Linked DNA regions of Homo sapiens: region 2 is linked to region 1. Evidence: read pairs that join two places in POLR2A ChIA-PET (ENCODE). Cell type or tissue: MCF 10A. All regions are shown on one strand. Each heading gives the region's core, and the rest is flanking DNA. Links, peaks and the distances in the headings are about the cores only.

Region 1 (10,766 bases), core at 1,114-9,113:
AACCTCCTGCCACCAAGTAATATAAGAGAGCATGTATTCTAATGATTACAGGCTAATATAAAAAGAACAGTTGAGTATTTAATGCATAAATCAGGCATTTCTGCTAAATGAAGACCAAATGATGTCACTGTCAGCCTTATGAAAATAAATTTCTCACATTTGAATAAAGAAAAGGGGTGGGAAACTTGAGTCATCTCATGGCACAAGAGAACTTAGGTATGGCAACAACAGAAGACCCAAACAATACCACATTCACATTTCACATTGCAACCTAGCCCATGAAAATCAATTATTCATTACATCAGAGAATACTGTTAACTTTGAAAGTTACTAGGTTTCACAGCTTTATCTTTAGCAGGTAAATTGATTCTGTTCTTATATTTGTATAGAAACTATGGGCCATATGGAGTAGTTTTAACACATGTAAGAAACATTAAAATAAAAACAATTTGAGTTCTCCTCAATGAACTCTACATGCACACGCGCGCACGCACACACACACATGCACACACACACACACACACAAATCCAGGCCCAGTGTTTTACCCGTGATCTCTTCTAAACATTAAAGAAGACATAACACTTTTATACAAACTTTTCCAGGGAAGAGAAAAAGGAAAATATGCATTTCCAATTTATTTTCTAAAGCCAGTATAACCTTGACTGAAAAGAACATTACCAAAAAAGAAAATTGCAAATCTATCTCTCTCATGAACAAAGATGCAAAAATCCTGAACAAAATACTGTATTGTCAAATTGAATAAAAAGGGATTTTTCATTACTTGGGTTTGTGAATCATATAGAGTAACTAGACACTTATATTAGAACAACACTATGTTGCATTTTTTAATTGTGAATGTTAGTACATTTAATGAGGAAAATGTACTTTAAAAGTTAACAGTAGCTTTTTCCCGGGGAAAGTATTATTTTTTGTTTGACAAAACACCTTGATAGATCATGGTTCTGCAAGGCGGAGATGTGAAACAAAGAGAAAGCTAACTGCTGCAAATAATAAAGAAAAAGACGGAGTTCCTTTGGCAGCCAAAAGAAGACATGAGGCTATTAGGCTAAAAAGGAAGAAAGATAAAGAAGTTGAGGCTGAAAGAGAGAGCAAGAGGTTCAGCAACTTGGTCATGTGAGGCAAGAAAATCACTAGTATACATTCCTGACAATGGATATGTCCAATGGACTTGCGAAAACAAAGGTGTCTAATATTCCATGTTAAGTTGTTGTGCTATGGTATAAGCTGCCACTCTATCACCCTCTAAACTTTGGGCAAAATTTTTCTAACGGCGTTGTGATGGAAGCACTTTACAGATATCTAGGAGAGGAGGCTGTGCTCTACGTTTGAACCAAAACAAGGTAGAAAAACAGAACAGCCACAGGAGACGAGAAGTGAATTGAAGAGTTTCATGAGCAAAGAAAATTTGAACAAGAACTGCTGCAATCTACAGGAATGTACACAAATCTCAGAGAGGGCACTGTAGATGGAACCTTTAAGCATTTTGATTTTAATATCAAGAACAAGATGATTTTTTTGAGGTGAGGACAATATTTGGGTTAAATATACATAATAATAATACAAATGTTTACTGAGTTCTTAATAGGTATCAGGCAGTTTTACCAAGCCCTTTGCATGTATTAATCTATTTAATTTTTACAACTGTGTAACTTGAACAAGTTACCTAAACCTGGTTGTGCCTCATCTGTAAAATGGAAATGATTATTGTGCCTCATAAGAGTTGTCACACAATTCGTATGCAATATAGTTGGGATTTGAACTGAGAGAGTTGACTTACCAGAGCCAGTGTTCTTTCCTGTAAAGTCACACTGCCTCTTAAAAATGCTATGTCTTGAATCTGTAAATTACCTTGGGCAGTATGGCCATTTTCACGATATTGATTCTTTCTACCCATGAGCATGGAATGTTCTTCCATTTGTTTGTATCCTCTTTTATTTCCTTGAGCAGTGGTTTGTAGTTCTCCTTGAAGAGGTCCTTCACATCCCTTGTAAGTTGGATTCCTAGGTATTTTATTCTCTTTGAAGCAATTGTGAATGGGAATTCACTCATGATTTGGCTCTCTGTTTGTCTGTTGTTGGTGTATAAGAATGCTTGTGATTTTTGTACATTTATTTTGTATCCTGAGACTTTGCTGAAGTTGCTTATCAGCTTAAGGAGATTTTGGGCTGAGACAATGGGGTTTTCTAGATATACAATCATGTCGTCTGCAAACAGAGACAATTTGACTTCCTCTTTTCCTAATTGAATACCCTTTATTTCCTTCTCCTGCCTAATTGCCCTGGCCAGAACTTCCAACACTATGTTCAATAGGAATGGTGAGAGAGGGCATCCCTGTCTTGTGCCAGTTTTCAAAGGGAATGCTTCCAGTTTTTGCCCATTCAGTATGATATTGGCTGTGGGTTTGTCATAGATAGCTCTTATTATTTTGAAACACGTCCCATCAATACCTAATTTATTGAGAGTTTTTAGCATGAAGGGTTGTTGAATTTTGTCAAAGGCTTTTTCTGCATTTATTGAGATAATCATGTGGTTTTTGTCTTTGTCTCCCCATAAAGCTACCAATGACTTTCTTCACAGAATTGGAAAAAAACTACTTCAAAGTTCATATGGAACCAAAAAAGAGCCCGCATCACCAAGTCAATCCTAAGCCAAAAGAACAAAGCTGGAGGCATCACACTACCTGACTTCAAACTATACTACAAGGCTACAGTAACCAAAACAGCATGGTACTGGTACCAAAACAGAGATATAGATCAATGGAACAGAACAGAGCCCTCAGAAATAACGCCGCATATCTACAACTATCTGATCTTTGACAAACCTGAGAAAAACAAGCAATGGGGAAAGGATTCCCTATTTAATAAATGGTGCTGGGAAAACTGGCTAGCCATATATAGAAAGCTGAAACTGGATCCCTTCCTTACACCTTATACAAAAATCAATTCAAGATGGATTAAAGATTTAAACGTTAGACCTAAAACCATAAAACCCTAGAAGAAAACCTAGGCATTACCATTCAGGACATAGGCATGGGCAAGGACTTCATGTCCAAAACACCAAAAGCAATGGCAACAAAAGACAAAATTGACAAATGGGATCTAATTAAACTAAAGAGCTTCTGCACAGCAAAAGAAACTACCATCAGAGTGAACAGGCAACCTACAAAATGGGAGAAAATTTTCGCAACCTACTCATCTGACAAAGGGCTAATATCCAGAATCTACAATGAACTCAAACAAATTTACAAGGAAAAAACAAACAACCCCATCAAAAAGTGGGCGAAGGACATGAACAGACACTTCTCAAAAGAAGACATTTATGCAGCCAAAAAACACATGAACAAATGCTCAACATCACTGGCCATCAGAGAAATGCAAATCAAAACCACAGTGAGATACCATCTCACACCAGTTAGAATGGCAATCATTAAAAAGGCAGGAAACAACAGGTGCTGGAGAGGATGTGGAGAAATAGGAACACTTTTACACTGTTGGTGGGACTGTAAACTAGTTCAACCATTGTGGAAGTCAGTGTGGTGATTCCTCAGGGACCTAGAACTAGAAATACCATTTGACCCAGCCATCCCATTACTGGGTATATACCCAAAGGACTATAAATCATGCTGCTATAAAGACACATGCACACGTATGTTTATTGCGGCATTATTCACAATAGCAAAGACTTGGAACCAACCCAAATGTCCAACAATGATAGACTGGATTAAGAAAATGTGGCACATATACACAATGGAATACTATGCAGCCATAAAAAATGATGAGTTCATGTCCTTTGTAGGGACATGGATGAAATTGGAAATCATCATTCTCAGTAAACTATCACAAGAACAAAAAACCAAACACCGCATATTCTCACTCATAGGTGGGAATTGAACAATGAGATCACATGGACACATGAAGGGGAATATCTCACTCTGGGGACTGTTGTGGGGTGGGGGGAGGGGGGAGGGATAGCATTGGGATATATACCTAATGCTAGATGACGAGTTAGTGGGTGCAGCGCACCAACATGGCACATGTATACATATGTAACTAACCTGCACAATGTGCACATGTACCCTAAAACTTAAAGTATAATAAAAAAAATGCTATGTCTTCACTTTTCTTTTGGGGACTCAGTCATACATTAAAACAGACAAACAAAACAAAACAAAACAAAAAACATTCTTGTTGGCTTCATAAAATCCTGAGTTATGTCCCAACTAATATTGCATTGGATCAGAACTTTATCTTTTGCATGGACTGCCCCTGGCTAGTCTCCTTGCTTCCAGTCCTAGCTCCCTCAAATCCTTCTCACGTTGATTACTCTAAATGTATTAGTTTATACACTGATTAGTTGAAAACACAAATAGTGTGGGTCAGTATCTGGCCTGAGTAGTTATTATCTGACTATCTCAGTAAAGACTTTGGCAATCAAGAGTATGTTAGACCAAGTAAACATCAAGGTCATCTGACAGATCTCCTTTAATGAAGCTTATTCTGTATTTATTGCTGTCACACTCTGCTCTCTCTCTTCTTACAGCTGGCCAATGGAACACTGCTAGAAAGTCATACTTCTCCACCAGTGTGTGTTTTCCGGTTCTGCCCTTCTCTCTTTTCGTTTCCTTTGGTCAGTAACTTCTCTGTATTCAGTTACCATTGTAGACCTCCACTATCCTCAAGAACCTAACATACTTGCTCTCCTCTCATTAGTAGCCAGTGACATTGCTCCCTACTTTACCAGGAAACTGCAGCAAGCAACTCTAAGCTGTTCCACCTCCTGCTACCCTGGAGTCGATTGGTGGTGATACTGTTCACCCAAGAGTCAGATAGGGAATGGCCCTTGATTCCTCACCAATCCTCATCCAGTTGACTACCAACCCTTTCCCAGCACCTCCCAAATGATAATTCCTTCTAACACTGATTTGGGGTGTCCTTATCATCTTTTATAAAACTACTGCCATAACTCATCTCCTGGTCTCCCTGCATCCAGTATTTCCCCTTTCAAATTTATGATCCAGCCTTTTGATCAATTGAAATCCAATTTCTCCCACGCCATGCTGCCTTGACTGCCCTATAACCATTTTTATATAGAGGATAAAATGTAAGCTAAGTTATTTCTTCTCTTTCTCCAGTACTTTATTGGCAACTGTATCATCAACTTTATGGATTTTAAAGCCTCTCCTGTTTTTCAGCCATTTGGAATCAGAGCAAGATAAAGAGGGCTGGTACTTAAAACTATTTTTGCTTAATGGCTGGATTATCTTTATAACTCTCAGCCCCCTGCTTCAGAATGAGAGAGAAGAAGGCAGCAGAAATAGAAAAGGAAATATTTGTTTTGTCCTGTTTTGTTCATTTTCAGGAACTTAGGATCCAGCAATGGTGGAACAGACATGGTACCTTGCACTCCTCAGCTAATAACTTACACAACTGGCATACAACAAACTGAGGCTAATTAATAGACACATTTAAGTAAAAACATGGCATTTGATAAAAGAAAGTTACCAGGCAAATTATTTTCTTTTGTAGGAGCCATGTAATATTCAAGTTAAGTTGCTTTTGTGGTGTTTTAATGTATTCTGTCACATTTGGGTTAGAATGTCTCTACTCCTGAGCTCGTTTGCACACGCCTGTGCAGTCACAAGTTGTGCTAGATGTGCGCGATTGGAGTTAACACCACATATTTTGGAGACTCGTCATGTCTGAAAGCAGGAGCTTCCTATTCTGGTGGATTGAGGCACGTAGCTGCTTGTTTCAGTTCACTTTTTCCTTCCCAAAAGGCTTAGCAACTCAAGGAAACTTGACAGCTCATTATTTAGGAACTTGGAAGAAGTGTTGAAGCTGGCAAGACTGAGCCTGTCTCCTCCACAATGCCTGCCTCCCTAATCCTCCATCCAGTTTCATTCAGTTACACAGATACTTATTAATTAGCCTAGGTACAAAGGACTAGGCTGGACACCCCAGGGAAGAAAGGAGCATGATACAATTCCTGCTACAGAAGTCGTATTATAGGAGTATTCCACAAATACCTATAAGGTACAAAGAAGTGTCGTGAGAGCTGCACAAAGTGCTACGTGGGAGGACCAAGCTAAAGGGAGGACACCCTTAATGCTTAAGGCACCACTGTGGACAGCTGCAGTCAGCCCAGTACTGCTCTTTACAGCTGAGCAGGGTACTCATCTGAGAGCTTTTTCTTATTTGGAAAATGAGGAAATTATCCTATGTCAAAGAGTTAGACTGACAATTAAATAAAATATTTTATGTGAGTTTCCTCAGCACAAAACCCAAAAGGTAACAGGAGCTTAGCAAATGTTAGTTTCTTTTGTTTTGATAGTATCTTTGAGATGGACTCTCCCCAAAACTGATGAGAGATTTACAGGTGGGAATGGGGTGTGGAGATGGGCATGAGAGGACACACAGGTGGGGAAAACAGATTTTGTTCAGAAAAGAGTGAATACTCCAGTTTTACTACAGAGGAGTAGGGAGACGGACTTGGAAGGATAAGTTGGGGGTCACCCTGAGGGGACAGAGATGTCTGGAAGGGCAGTATGTGCCCCCGTGAAGCCTGGACTTTGGAGCCAGACTGTTTGGGTCCAAATCCTGCCTCTGCCACACTTTTTCACCGTGAAACACAGAGCAGGCTACTAACTCCCTGTGCCTTAGTTTCTTTATTTATCAAATGGGGTTAATAAGAATATCTCTGCCAGATTCCTCTCCTGTGGATTAAAAGGGTTAAAATCTGTAAACAATTAGAACTGTGCCTGGTACATAGTAAATATTAATACCCAATAGATCCTCCCCAGCTCTTATGAGCAGGCTGAAATATTCATCATGAAGTCTCATGGCCAGAAGGCATGCTATGAGTGCATACCATTCAGAGGAAATTGGGTCTGCCTTTACTATGGAAAATGGTTCTTTCTAATCTGAGAAATGGCCTGCCTCTTTACCTGATGGCCATAATATGGAGGTTTCTTAGCAAAAGATAAAGAACAGGTGTGAACTCCTCCCTTAGACTTCCTGCTCTTTAAATCATACCTGCAAGCCCCTTCAACTCCATAAGAGTCTCCTCAACTCCATAAAGGTCTCCAGTTTGCCCCAGTGACCATCTGGAACTCCCAGCCAATAGCTAACATTACCCCTTCCTGCTTGCAGATGATTGGAGGAGCATTTATATAATGCTGGGTGGAAAGATGACTGAGTGACCAAAGACAAGCTTGAGTAACAATGGTTCAAGTTTGTGAACTAAAAACCTTGCTTTCACAAAGAAACTACCAGAGACCCTGGGCTCAGGGATTAGAGATCTGTGTAAACAAACCCTAGCCCCTGATCCCTGCTTGGTTGCACTCCAGAGGCTGGCTGTCTGGAGGATCCTCCCAAATAAGGAGCTTATCTGGAGGCCTGGAAACTTCCTGAGCAACCTCCCCTGAGATATTATCTTCAGCTGATAGGCATATTTGTGCAGTAACATTATGCCCTTTGGGTTAAGAGCAGGTATTGCCACTTGAGAAATAAACAGGTAATTGGAATTAATACTTTTGCTTTCAGAAAATCCATTATGAGAGAAATTCAATCCACATGGCTTACAGAAGCAATAATACATTCAATGTGAACACCAGACCTAATCTCCCAGCAAAAGGAAGAAATTAAGAGGGAAACAATGTGTACATTTGTGTAAATTCTGTGTGTATGTATATGTGCATGTACTATAACTCTTTGGTAGAATGGATGACTATGAATTTCACAACTTCAGAGTAGGCAGATGGTACAAGATTTATTGGGGAAATATGTAACCCAAGGATCAGAAAGAAGAGGTTTGGAGACCTGTGTGTTTTCAGAACCCCTGAGGCTCAGGAGTTGGAACCCAGGGCAGTGTAGCCAGACACACAGTGAATTTGCATTGCGGGGAAAGGACCCTGAACTCCTGCTATCAAACCTTATGGTATAAACTTGAAAGTGGATTATTTGGGAGAGCAAGAATCTTCAGACTCAGGTGTTAAGCAGGCTGAACTTAAGTGCTTGCTGATTAGGGGAGTGGCGAGAAGTGCCATCTGACCTGGTCTGGCGGACTTTGAGGGCCCATGGGAATTCACAGCCCCTTGAGCTGTGGGAAAGAAGCCACCAATCAAGAGGTCACCATTTATTTGGCAAATTGGGCTCAGGTACAGCCCCTCCCACTGGGAATGAGGGATGTTCAGTCCCAGTCAGTTTATTAATCCACAGATCACTCTGGAGTCATTCCACAAACCTCATCCTTGGAGCCCACACACTAGAGAACCATGAGTTTTAATCTTGGAGGGAGAGTGTATGAGCTGTGTTCTCATTCTGACAGCCAGGGCAAGGGTGGATTGAGAAGGAGCCGGGAACTGTCACAGCAGCATTTGGGGATTCACATAAGCTGTGACACTTTCCTTCTGGGTGTTTGAGATGGTGAAAAGTCCAAAAATCACATCCTCTAAAAACAGTTAAAAATACTTTAGAGTGTTTAGTTTAGAGGGATGGGCTCAAGTTTAGTGGTCACACAAAAGCAAAAGTGGACTTCTGTGTAATGCCAGAGAGCAGAACTAATAAGAACAAACAGATTTTACCTCAGTAGCAAAGGACATGAAAACACAGTTGGAGCTGCCCAGAAATGAAGTGATCTCTTTCATAAGAGTGAGTTCTATATTACTGGAGGTATTGAAGCAGAGACTCAAGACCATCTGTCAACTATTGTGTAAGTGGGATTTCTGCTTTGGGATGTGGTTGAAGTAAGCAAAGGAGGCTTATCTTTGACCAACACTCAACCAAGGTTGGTTTTTGCTCTTTTAATAGCCCAAACTCTTCCATGGCTTTAATGTTGCTTCCTAAGACCCCAGAAAGTTAAGGAGTTTTGTTTTTGTTTTTATGTTTTACAAAGGACCTTAAGGATCATGTAGCTTAACCTCACTTTGTTTTATAGATAAGAGACTGGTGTACAACTGTTAGGTGTCTTCTAAGGTGGTTGGTGTGTGGATGGTAGAGGAGCACTAATGCCCATGACCTGGGCTGTGATGGTTCCTAACTAGTCTGCTTCCATCTATTTTCTCCCCACTACTGTTTACCCTACACATATACCAAATTTATATTCCTAAAACATGGCTCTGATTATGTCATTGCTGTATTTAAACTATCTCAAAAACTCCCTGTACTCTCAACTTGTACTTGGAATTCTTTATTACAGTATTTTAGATTCGACCTTGATTTTATCTCCAATTACAGCCTTTCAACACCAGTTCTTTATATACACTGAGATGTGCTTTAAGTTAAAATGCTTTAAATGTAATTGGTTTGGGAAATAATAATTTATGTTTTAGATTATTTCTTGCCACATTCTTCTTTCGTAGGGATTACCGATCATCTGGTTGTTGACCAGTATGTGACAAACCTCCAGGTTTGTTTTTTTTTTTTTTTTTTTTTTAATGTACTGTTCTTCTAGAAAATTAGCACAAGATACTATGGAACAAACATGTTTTGACCAATGCTGAGCTAAGGGAGCTTCACATGAAAGCCTACAAATATGAGGAGGAAAAACCTAGCCACGGCACATTTCCAACAATTTCTTAATAATTCCTCTTTTCTTAACCACAGAAATAAATCAGAGCCTTTAAAAGTTACCTTACAGATACCAGCTTCTCAGAAATTATTTTGCAGTTACGTGAGAGTATGTGCCTTCACAATGTCAGCACCAACATCTTTAGTATTTTAAGAGGAAAAGTCAAGTCCACTGAAGGAATTTAACAGATTTTTCCAGAAACACTTAAGACATCTATAATTAGGTTTTAAAAGGAGTGACAGAATGTCTTGAATCACAAATTAATCTGAATTCAGGACAATAATAACTTTAACTCTTACCCACTTTTATAAGCCATTATTCCCATTAATGGCTGACAATCTATATTTCCCAATTTCCATGCCAAATGAGCTGAGCTTCCATTCTTTTGAGGATGAAAAACAGAATGACTTCTGAAGGATCTGCTATTTGCCAGTATATCAGTTAACTTTTGCTGCCTAACAGCTTGCTACCAAAACTTAGTGGCTAAAAACAACATCTATTGAACTGTTAGAAGGTGATAGACCATTATCAATATGTGAAACAAACAAAAAACACAAGGCTCAACTTATCGCTGACATGGTAGGGAAGGACAGTGCTGATCAAGCCATCTCTCCTAGCTGAGCAGACTGCTGACCTCATAGAATGTTTGGGGGATACATGGAGTTCAGAGATTGGTGGATTTTCAGGGTCATTATCTGAAACTCATTGTCATCAAGTGAGTTGACATCACTTGTTGAACCACAGTTACTTGGGTGAGACTTTAGTTGATTGGTTGGCATACTCAGAGATGTGCTTCTTCTGGTGAATACATTCCTGACTGATGGATTTACAGAAATGAGGGGTTAATATTGACTGGTTGGGCTTGCAAAAGCATGTTCACTGAGACACATTACAGTTGATCTATTTAATGTGTTTAAAATTGGTATGGTGGCTACCTGTCACTATGGCTATACAAAAACCAGAAATTTTATTTTTCTAAGAAGCAGACTTAAAAATGACTCTCAGTGATACCTGCTCCTGTTAGGATGCCCTTGGATAATTCCTTCCCTTGAATAAGGGCTGCATTAGTAACTTGCTTCTAGCAAATAAATTTGGCAGATGTGATGAAATATCACTTCCAAGATTGGGTTATAAAAAGACTGTGGCTTCTGCCTTCAGGGCTTCTTTCACTTGCTCT
Region 2 (10,766 bases), core at 1,888-9,887, 70 kb before region 1:
TTATGCTCCCTCTGTGACATCAAGTGACTCATTCTACTTGGTCTTTTCTGATTCTAATATCCTTGTCTCTCACTTCTAGAGAATGGTACCTCAATGGCAACTACCTCATCATATTTGTGTCTGTTGGAATTATTCTTCCACTTTCGCTCCTTAAAAATTTAGGTAAAGATATTTTCTAACTGGAAATATTTTTATTTTTATTTCACATTTAAATAGGTTAGCTAATTGTAGATGCCATATTCACCTTCCAAAATGCTTCTTCTAACTTCTAGGTTATCTTGGCTATACCAGTGGATTTTCTCTTACCTGCATGGTGTTTTTTGTTAGTGTGGTAAGTGATGTGATGACATGATCCTTGCAGGTTGGTTAGCATGAGTTTTTTTGTGCCTAAATTAGTGTCCTCATTTTGTTCAAGCACTTCACTAATATGAAATAGTTCTTGTATCACAAGTGATTTTCTTGTAGACTAATTTAGAGCAAAAAAAGAGCAGCTACGATTTAAAGATAGTTGAGGTAGAATATCAAAGCTACTACTAATGGTTTGGTCTAGGCACACTGGTTATATATGGGGAAAAAAGGAAAACTTCAAGCAGGAACATGACAATAATCTGGCATTTAGAACAGCAGAGGAGAGTCCCAGATGAGAAACAAGAAGGCTATACCCATATTCACATGAATCAGCCATTCTCTCTTACACATTCCACCCATTAAGAGAGGACAAGAACAGTGGGATTAAAGAAGAAATCCTCCTCTCTAGGCCCCTGACAAAAGAGGGAATTTCTTGCACTATCATGAATGCCAAAATTTATAAAGCATTTCCCCAAAGAGGTAAAGGAGAAGGAAAAAAAGTTTTGAAGACCCATGTCACCTTAGTTTGAAGAAATAAGGAAATGATCATCTTTCTCATGGAAGGGCATGAAAGAGGGTGGGAAGGATTCTTGCAAAATATTGTCCTGTTAACTCTAAGAGGCAGGGCTGCCAATCACAGCTCCAACTCTTCCCTTAGAACAGAGGCTAGAGGAAGTTTACTTTGTCCATTAGTCTAAAAGGAATCCCTAACTGAGTTCCCTCACCCCCCACCCTATAAGCCACACATATGGATTCTTATTTCATTGTTTTTTCTCAAAAAGCTGATTTTTTTTTCTTTTTTAATGACTGAGTCTAGGTGATTTACAAGAAATTCCAAATACCCTGCCCTCTACCTGTTTTGGATCACAGTGTTGGAAATCTGTCATTCAACAACACGCTTCCAATGCATGTGGTAATGTTACCCAACAACTCTGAGAGTTCTGATGTGAACTTCATGATGGATTACACCCACCGCAATCCTGCAGGGCTGGATGAGAACCAGGCCAAGGGCTCTCTTCATGACAGTGGAGTAGAATATGAAGCTCATAGTGATGACAAGTGTGAACCCAAATACTTTGTATTCAACTCCCGGGTAAGTGAGCGGTCCGGGCTTCTAATGAGTACAGTTATGTGTTTTCTAAGTTTTTATTCAATAAACTGAGATGGCCTGAGATCACCATCTATGTTGGAATGCTAAACACGTGGTGTTGTCTTTGTTTTTCAGACGGCCTATGCAATTCCTATCCTAGTATTTGCTTTTGTATGCCACCCTGAGGTCCTTCCCATCTACAGTGAACTTAAAGAGTAAGGCAGCCATCATTTTAGCATTCTAATTTGCTTTGAAATTCTGCTCATATGTTCAAAGATTCTTTAACAGGAAACACAGTTTATAGCTTCCTCTTCAGAGAAAATATGTACTCCATCCACTCCTCAGTAACATGCTTTAATCAGAAAGGTGGGAATCAGCCCACCACAGCACTACCTTATCTTCTTTCTCTCCTTTCTCTCCACCATAATGGTTCAGGGGAGGGGTTCATGGCAGGTGGACAAGGAGTCGATGGTTGTAATAATTTTGGCAGGTGTTGGGAATTTAAATTTGAATTTTGTTCGGAAGAAACGATGTCAGCTGGACTAGAAATGAAAACACCCATGACGACCAAAACTTATGGTTAGGGGCAGCCTCGATAAGCCAGTGATGTCATTTATAGTCAGCACCTAACCCTTGTCTAGAACACATTCATTACAAGAGATGTGTCAATATCTGTCCTTTGTTGTCTTATTTGTACAATAGAGTCACTGGCTAGAAAATCTTGTTTCTTCCAGCTGATGGTCTATGGTTCATTTGTATTCTTTTCCCTTTGAAGTTGTTGATATTTGCTTGGGAACAAAGGATATGAACTCATTATAGCTGTTTTCCTCTTTCCTTTAAGGGAGGGTATTATATAATAATTCTCAACTTCTTTAATCTAGACATCAGTAACCTCAGTCTTCATTCTCACTAAATAGCAAAACTTTCCCCATAAATTCTGATTTACCTCATAAAAAATTTCAGAACACTTTCAAGTATTTTGATGTCTTTGATTTACTTTGAAAATTACATGTAGCAGTTACTCCAGAAGCCTGACAATTGATCTTTGGCAGCCAGGTTCCTTCTAGAATGGTTTTCAGAAGCTTTTCAGGTAGTCTGGACTCCTGGCAGTAGTACTTTGCTGACTCTACTAGGTTCTTTTCCTCATCTAAAGTCATCTCATTATGAAATGCAAAAGCTTTCTATGTTAGGAGCCTGTTTGATCTTTATGTTAATTATATTCTTATTCAGTGGGCAAGCTTACTGACCTACGTGAAATAGACTGTTCCTCTTCTAGGGAAATGATTGTTTTTAAGACTGAAGGACTAGTGTTTAAGAAAAATGGAAATGAATCCTCATTAGCTCTCTAAGACAAATTTAAATCAGCTATAAGTTTATGTACTAAATATGTCTTCATGATGAGCAATATAGATATACTTTTTTATTATTATTTTCATTTTGAAAAGTGATTTTTTTTTGTAAGTTTAAAAAACAAAGCTTGGTGTTCTTTCTTTTTCCAGTCGGTCCCGGAGAAAAATGCAAACGGTGTCAAATATTTCCATCACGGGGATGCTTGTCATGTACCTGCTTGCCGCCCTCTTTGGTTACCTAACCTTCTATGGTAGGTCACTCTGAAAGTCATTCTCTATATGCAAATCCTTGTTAGGCTGGTCCTTGACCTGGGTAGGTATGATTTTTAAAAATTGCCTTCTATAAGCATGCTCTATAGATGACACATATTCAATTAATATACTATTTTAGTTTTGTCACTTGACCTGAGGAAATGGGGCCTGATTCAGCCTGGCTAACAAGTTACAAGAATTTGTGAATTAACACCTATTTTATAAAAAATATCCCTCAAACAAAATTATTTTCCTCTAGGGATAGATGATATTTCTCTGGCTAGACTCCATAGTCCAACTCAGGCTACAAGTGATGAGAATGAATCCACTTGCATGTGATAAAGCTCCTTTGATGGAATTATTACCTGCCACACAAATAGCAGGGAAACTGCCAGGTCCTCAAGTTTGAATTTGCCTCCTCTTTACCAGTCAAGTCAAATCTGGGAGCTTGGGACTTTAGGTAAAATTTCTGACATATCCCATTCTATTTTGTTATACTAAATGATTTCCTAAGAAAGAGGACATGACAGAATTTCCTTCAATCTAAGAATGCACCACCAAAAAAAAGTGACTATGGCCACATTAGATTATGCCTGCAACATTTCCTCTCTGGCATCTTAACAGTTCACAAAGGGAGTAGGATTGTACTCCTTCCATGAAGTGTGGCCACATAAACAGATTTCATGGAATCACATATTGACCTGGTAGCATATGTTTACATGAATCAGTGTATCAATATAAATATATTTTTGTATAAACCTCCTTTTAAAGTTTTTAACTTAATTTTTTTCTTACTGACTTGGTAAATTGAATTGCATGTATGACAAATTGTGGAGGAAAAGATTCAGGAGTAGGCCACCATTTGCTTAGGTTTTTTTTCTATTTGACTAATATTTGACTATTAACCAAACATGTGCTTTAGATTGGGCATTAACTTTTTGCCGGTTGTGAAATAATGAATGACGAGGTCAATACTACTGAAGGTATTTTCACTCCTTTTTGTCTGATCTTGAGGTGAAAATCCAACTACGCTTGATTCCATAGATATTTTCTTGTTATTTGTGCTTGGAGTCCTGAATGAAGGTGTTTTCAAGTAGGGCTGCATCTTCGTCTTAGAGTAGTACCCACTGGGAGACCATCTAAAAATTATACTAATTTATCCCTGCATGTTACTTATACTTATTTTAATGAGTTTCATAAGACAAGCAAAAACTTGAAAGAGCCCAAAAATATCTGTTTTAGTGTGGTGATGGAGTCATAGTTGTTGAGCTTGAAAAAATGGTAGCAATCATTCATCCTAGAGTTTACACACTGGGTTTGTAACCTGCATCAGGAGTGGCTGCGCAGGTAGGGACAGGGGAGGTGGTAGGCTGGGAGAGACAATATGTGGGGCTTGGGTCTCTCATCCCCTTCAACAAGAGCACCTTGGTCTCTGTCTGATTTGTAATTGCTTCTGTACAGCGGAGATAGATTTATCACAATGTAAATGAGCTTGAGAGGCTCTTTATTTTGTATTATACCTTCTGCAACGTTATCAGCTTCAGGACCTCTTTGTTCATTTGAATGAAGGTTGCATAGCTAATGAGCTCAGAGGCAAGACCAGAGGTGCCTGGATTCCCAGGCCTAGGTCTTTTCCTCTGTTCTGTGTTCTCTCTATAAAATGTTGCCATAAGTGACCTGTGCTGATTTGACAACACCAAGCGGTTTCATTCTCTTTTTCCTGTTGTAGGAGAAGTTGAAGATGAATTACTTCATGCCTACAGCAAAGTGTATACATTAGACATCCCTCTTCTCATGGTTCGCCTGGCAGTCCTTGTGGCAGTAACACTAACTGTGCCCATTGTCCTCTTCCCAGTAAGTACATAAGACTTTGATGAAAGAAACCTACTTGACCCCATAAATTAGTACATGTGTTCTACCTTCATTTTGATTTAATTATAGGGTGAGTTTGCAATTGCAATGCCTGAGGATATTATTTTCCTATAGCATTTTGAGTCACTTAAAATTGGCCATTTAATGTGTAGATAGAGCAAGTAGTTTCAGGTGGTATTTTTATAGTGTAGGAAAAAAATCATAAAACTTATTTTTAAACTCAAAGTTGAAAAGTGGAGCTGGAGCTTCTGTCTTGTGGATTAGTAAAACTGAGTAGGAGTTCATATAACTTTGGAACCTTGAAAGCCAAAACCATATTAACTTTCAAATCTTATTAAATTTCATCACAGTTTTGAAGGCATTTCATTTTTTTTCCAGTTTGTTGTGCTGCAATAATATACAAAAGTTGCCTTTTTTAACCTGATGCCTTGAAGGCTAATGAAAAGGGGATTCATGTTAAGTAAATTATATACCAGAAAAAAATTTTTCAAAAAACAGTTATGCTATCTATCACATATCTCTCTCACACATGGCCTCTGCCAGACTCACACCAGGTCACCCCTCCCTGGCATTTGTCATTGGTGTCAGTTTGTTCTGAGATCCCAGAGCAGAGCTGGTAGTGAAGATTTGGGCTGTGTGAGTTAAAACCACCACCTAAGGATAAACACAGGTCTTCACCCTCCTGCCAGCTCCTGTTTCATAAACACTGAATTTACTCATTCATTTGAGGGGGAAAAAAATAAGTGACACAGTAACCAGCACTGTCCTGGACATAATGTTCCATACAGGGCTTGCATATGAAGACTATTTCTATAATGACACTGTGGTCACTTTAAATGCAGCTTGTGTGCTGAAATATATTTTGGCACATTCCTTTTTCATGAGTGCATGAAATCAGATCCGTACTACTATGGTGGCTAATATTTTACTCTTAAATCATGTCTTGCCTCTAATATATCTGAAAGTATTTCAGATGACATACACATAGCTTTAGCCTAAAATCAGCTCCGTCTTGGGTACAAGACAGAAGACAACTATAAACAGAAGGTATACGATAGGGTAAAATTGCCAGGCAAACAACTTCACTGAGAAAAGGATATCTGGAGCCCTTCTTTTTATGTGTAAAAAAATCACTCACTAAATTTTGGCACAGTGTAAGCATTCACATCATTGTAGAATCAAAGCATAAGAAATCTGTGATGTGCTTCTGTATTGCTTTATTCATATTCATATAGTGTTTTCAAGCCATGGTTTTAAGGGATTGCCAGAATTGGCCATCGTCACACAGACAGCTGGTAACAGTTCAACTAGTGCAGCTCATAGCCCAACACTGAGGGCTGCAATTATTGTCATGGGAAGTAAAAGTCATTTACTGATGAACATTTCACCTCAGCATGGAAAATCCAAATCTCCCCTTAGAAATTCTTACCCTATGTGAGAAATAAAGCACTGATATAAATCTGACCATCAGGAACAGCAATAGTGTGTAAACATTAGATGCCATTAGAACCAAAATTGACCATAAGAACCAGAGTTCAGAAAAATGACTAACTGCTGTCCTTCATTATGTATTTCCACTCAACATTAGCATTTATGAAACATTTTGCACATTATCCTGTCCTCACCCTTGCAATGTTACATTTATATAATCTGTGTAAGTGCTCCACTGCCCCACAGAGTCATAAGTCCCTGGGACTTGGTGATGTGCACAGTGACTGGCACAGAGGGTGAGCTCCGTCGTGCTTGGGAAGAAAAATGGTCTTCAAATGAATCTTGCTTTGTCTTGAAATGTATAAACTGCCTTTTCTAGCAAAAGCATAGACACTCTTTCCCTTGGTGACATGTGCTACGAATTCAGCTGGGTTGAGGATCTGGGCTAAATGAACCAAACCTCCCTATACATGAAGGATACACAGAGAAGGTGACAGAGAGTGGTCACTTCCGTGAGTGGATCTCAATCAAGTCCTCTGAAGCTAAATTCAATTTTTTTTCTTTACTAAAATGATAAAAGTTGTTATTGGCGCTTTTGCTTGTTTATTTCGTATAACTTAGGGCTCAGATTTTCAATGTGTCAAATGCTGACTCACAGCATGGTTCTCCTGACAGTTTATTTCATTTAAGGAACTCTTCACCAGTAAGTTTATTTACTTGCCTTGATATCTCCACACATTAATAATAAAACTAACAAAACCTAATCTGAATTAAAATCTATCAGCTTTAGGCATTATTTTGTGTTCTCCTTCTTTCAACATGGTAACTGGGCTCTCTTTCTTAGGAGCTTGAGAAGATATGACTGGGGTTTGTTTTTCTCTACTTCATTTATTATCTTTCTTTTTTCCAATCAGGTTAGTTTTTTCCTTTTTAGTAAAAGGTGCATAGTAACTGCTTGTAGTATTTGTTGAACAAGTGAATAAATGAAATGAATTAAGGTAGTGTTTTCACTAGCAGCCCAACATTTCTTTCTCTCTTAGTAGTGGGTGGGGTATCAGTTATGGAATGGCACCTCCTTCCAGAGGACTGATCATGTCATTTTCAGCTTATGCTTCCCTTTATGCAGTAAAGTTTCCATATTTCCATAAAGAACAAGAAACCAAATAATCCTAATGGATATATAATGAACACACAGATGAAAATTTCACCTGCCATGCCTTTGAAAAAAGATCCCTAGCTACTTGTATTTCATCTTATAATTAAAATCAGTCTTTTCACTTATGTTGCCTTCAGATCTCCTGTTTTGAAGTGTATATAGATATCAACATAGAAATGCAGCGTATATTGCTATCAACTGCAGTGGAGCAGTGATTCGTAGGTTTTCCAACATCCTTGCCTTAAGCAAACCTGCAAAATCAAAGTGTGAGCTACGTCTAAACAATGGGAGAGGCTTTTTTTTTTTTTTTAAGAGTTAGAACTAAGACTCTCACTTCCTCCTGTGCCTCCACATTTTTGACCTTCACATTGGGCCCCTGCATCAGAATACAGCACCCCCTAACAGGCTCCTGTTCAGGACTCTTTCTCTGGAAATAACAGATGTTGTCTCTAGAGCTGCATAGAACCTTAATGGAATCATTGTGGGTCAGAGGCCCTGGATGGTGCTGGGGACCTCCCTGACCCACAGCATCTGACCCACATTTCCAGGTTCCTAGCGACTTGTGTCAGTAAAGAAAAAGGCACATAGCTAAGTGGAAGAGCAGATGAGGCTTGGTGGGAATCAGCCAGTGGTCTGCCCTAGCAAAGGTAAACAGAACTGCTGGGGGCTTTTGGTCCTAGGCTCACTACTCAGGGAGGCACTTTAACATGGAATGACCAGCAAGTTTCCTTCCTGATCTTTTCCACCACCACCACAAGCCTAGTACCTCCCTCCCTCTTTGCTCTGTTGCTCTCTTCAGGAATGCACTGGAAACCACCTTCAGTTCTGTTTGGAATTTTCCTATTCCTTATTCAGAAAGAGGAAGAAGCTTTTGCATTTACTCCAACCGTTCTACCTATTATTGCCATAAACTTTCTGTGATCTCATATCATTAGGCCAAATGTTAATCTTTCTGGGAGCCAGGAGACTGCTTTCACATTCAGAGGCCCTGGACATATAGGACTGCCTCTAACTCACTCTAACTCAGCTTATTGACTTGAATGCACCTTTTTAACAAGTGACTAAAAAACAAACTGTGACTATTCTCTGAAAATGAGCCTATATCTCATACTTATTTATTCTGTTTAACACTGTGAAACAAATTAAGTCCTCTGGCACTATGTATATACCATAAAAAGCTTATTCGTAAGCCTACTAATTGGACCAGTTTTGACAATATTGAATAAGCACTAATTGCAGATCATAATGTAGAATTATAGGCTGCTGAGGAAAACAATATCACACCATTTGCTTTCCTCAGTTTCCTTTTCAGAATGAGTTTCATAATGTTCACTAATCCAATTTTTAAAATCCTTTACAAAGTTATTCTTAAACTATTTCCAGAGACTATCTGGTTTGTCATTCTAGAAATGAAATTGCCTTTTCAGCCTAAACAGATGGCCTTAATTTTTGGTGGAGTGGTATGAAAGGAATGTCACATGAGAAACTGCAAGCTATTTAGCTTGAATTTTTTGTCATTCATACATGTTTCAAAATATATTTTACATTTTCTCTCTTTTAAATGAGTTCCCATCTCTGCACCTTAAGTGACTTCAGAACTAAAATTTTAAAGTGAACATCAATCACAGCATTTCCAAAAATGTGAACTCCTAGCTTAACCGAAGTATTCACTTATTGGAAAGCTGATAGAGTAATTCCACTAAGTCCAAAAAGTGTCCTCTAAAAGATTCCAAAGATAAGAGTGTTTTCAACTTTGTCAAGCTGTACAAACACAAATGTCACTCCCTCCCTCTGCCCACAGGGATCTTTATCCAGTTACAGCAGCGTAACTTGAGCAGCTGCTGCAAACTGAGGCTCTCTTGACCCTTCGCCTACTTATTTCAGCTGCTAAAATAGGGCTGAAATCTGTCAAGGATCCTGAAGGGAAGGATAAGATTCCTACTATTCAATTTAATTTAAGCTTTTATTCAGTGCCTGCTGTGTGCACAACACTAAGCTAGAAAGTCTGAGGAATGTTTAGATTATTAGGTCCTGTTCCTTGCCTTTCATAGATTTACAATCTATTGATAGGGAGAGCTAAAAAGGAGAGAAAGAGGAAGGAGCAAACACAAAAACGTCAAAATTTTAAAATACCATTTTAAAATTTTATTTTAAAATGTTAAATACCATGCAAAATTAAGGAAAACCTAGATTCATAAAAATTCCTTTCACAATCTTGTGTAAATCAATTCAGTGCTTGCCCTTAATGTCTCATCCAGTCTGATGAGACATGTTTTGTGATCAACAAGGGTTTTACTATGTTTCTTAATTATGTGTCTTGCCTGTTATCTCTTTCTGACCGAGATTATTTTTAACAATAAATTCTGAAAACTAAGAAAGTGAAAGCATAAAATATTGTCTTATAAAATAGGCCAAGGAAAAAATGACACTCCATTTCAAATATCAAAAGTTAGCATCAAGACTGCACAAGATGAATGTACAGTCATGTGTTGCTTACAAATGTGGACATATTCTGAGAAATGCATCTTTAGGCAATTTTGTCATTGTGCAAACACCATAGATTGTACTTGCAGCCTAATTGGTGGAGCCTACTATACACTAAGGCTATATGGCATAGCCTAGTACTCCTAGGCTACAAACCTGTACAGCATGTTACTGTACTGAATAGTGGAGGTACCTGTAACATAATGGTAAGTATTTGTGTCTCCAAACGTAGAAAAGCTACTGTAAAAATACAGTATTACAACCTTAGGGTATCACTGTCTTATATGTGGTCTGTTGTTGACCGAAATGACTATGCTTAATACCACTGAACTGTACACTTAAAAATGGTTAAGATGGTAAATTCTATGTTATGTATGTTTTATAATAATAAAAAAATTGAAAAAAGCATCAACATCTTTTCTGGGAAAAAAGAAAAGGAAAGAAAATGCATTAGAGTGATGAGAATATTTGAAGTAATAGATAAAGTCAAAAACAAAGAAATGATCTTGCCTTTGAACTTTCTTGTTTAAGATTCGTACATCAGTGATCACACTGTTATTTCCCAAACGACCCTTCAGCTGGATACGACATTTCCTGATTGCAGCTGTGCTTATTGCACTTAATAATGTTCTGGTCATCCTTGTGCCAACTATAAAATACATCTTCGGATTCATAGGTGAGTTTCAGAAAGGCTTCAATTTGGTCAACCCAAACTCACGCCTCATTAAATGATGGACAGGGAACCAGTGCTGGGTCATCCAGATCCCCGTTCTTTCTCAGGCTC

What was found. ChIA-PET counts read pairs that join two places held together with the same protein. Peaks named below come from ENCODE experiments on the same cell type or tissue, not always from the same donor. Only the 100,000 strongest peaks of a DNase experiment are listed, where the experiment ranks them.
Region 2: POLR2A ChIA-PET joins it to region 1 with 12 read pairs; 3 of 35 experiments call an interaction of 5 or more read pairs at or near these places.

Annotation. Positions count from the first base shown.
Region 1 is chr12:46,698,156-46,708,921 of GRCh38, reverse strand. No RefSeq gene overlaps it. Among named protein-coding and RNA genes, the nearest start is that of SLC38A4, 120 kb to the left of the region's middle. In MCF 10A, for the core only: no CTCF peak of the experiment used is centred there; a DNase peak (open chromatin) is centred at 5,801.
Region 2 is chr12:46,769,176-46,779,941 of GRCh38, reverse strand. It overlaps SLC38A4 (solute carrier family 38 member 4), which reads left to right. Exons shown (of 17, transcript NM_018018.5): 9 at 80-162; 10 at 273-331; 11 at 1,166-1,441; 12 at 1,574-1,653; 13 at 2,938-3,038; 14 at 4,769-4,893; 15 at 10,514-10,658. Among named protein-coding and RNA genes, the nearest start is that of SLC38A4, 51 kb to the left of the region's middle. In MCF 10A, for the core only: no CTCF peak of the experiment used is centred there; no DNase peak of the experiment used is centred there.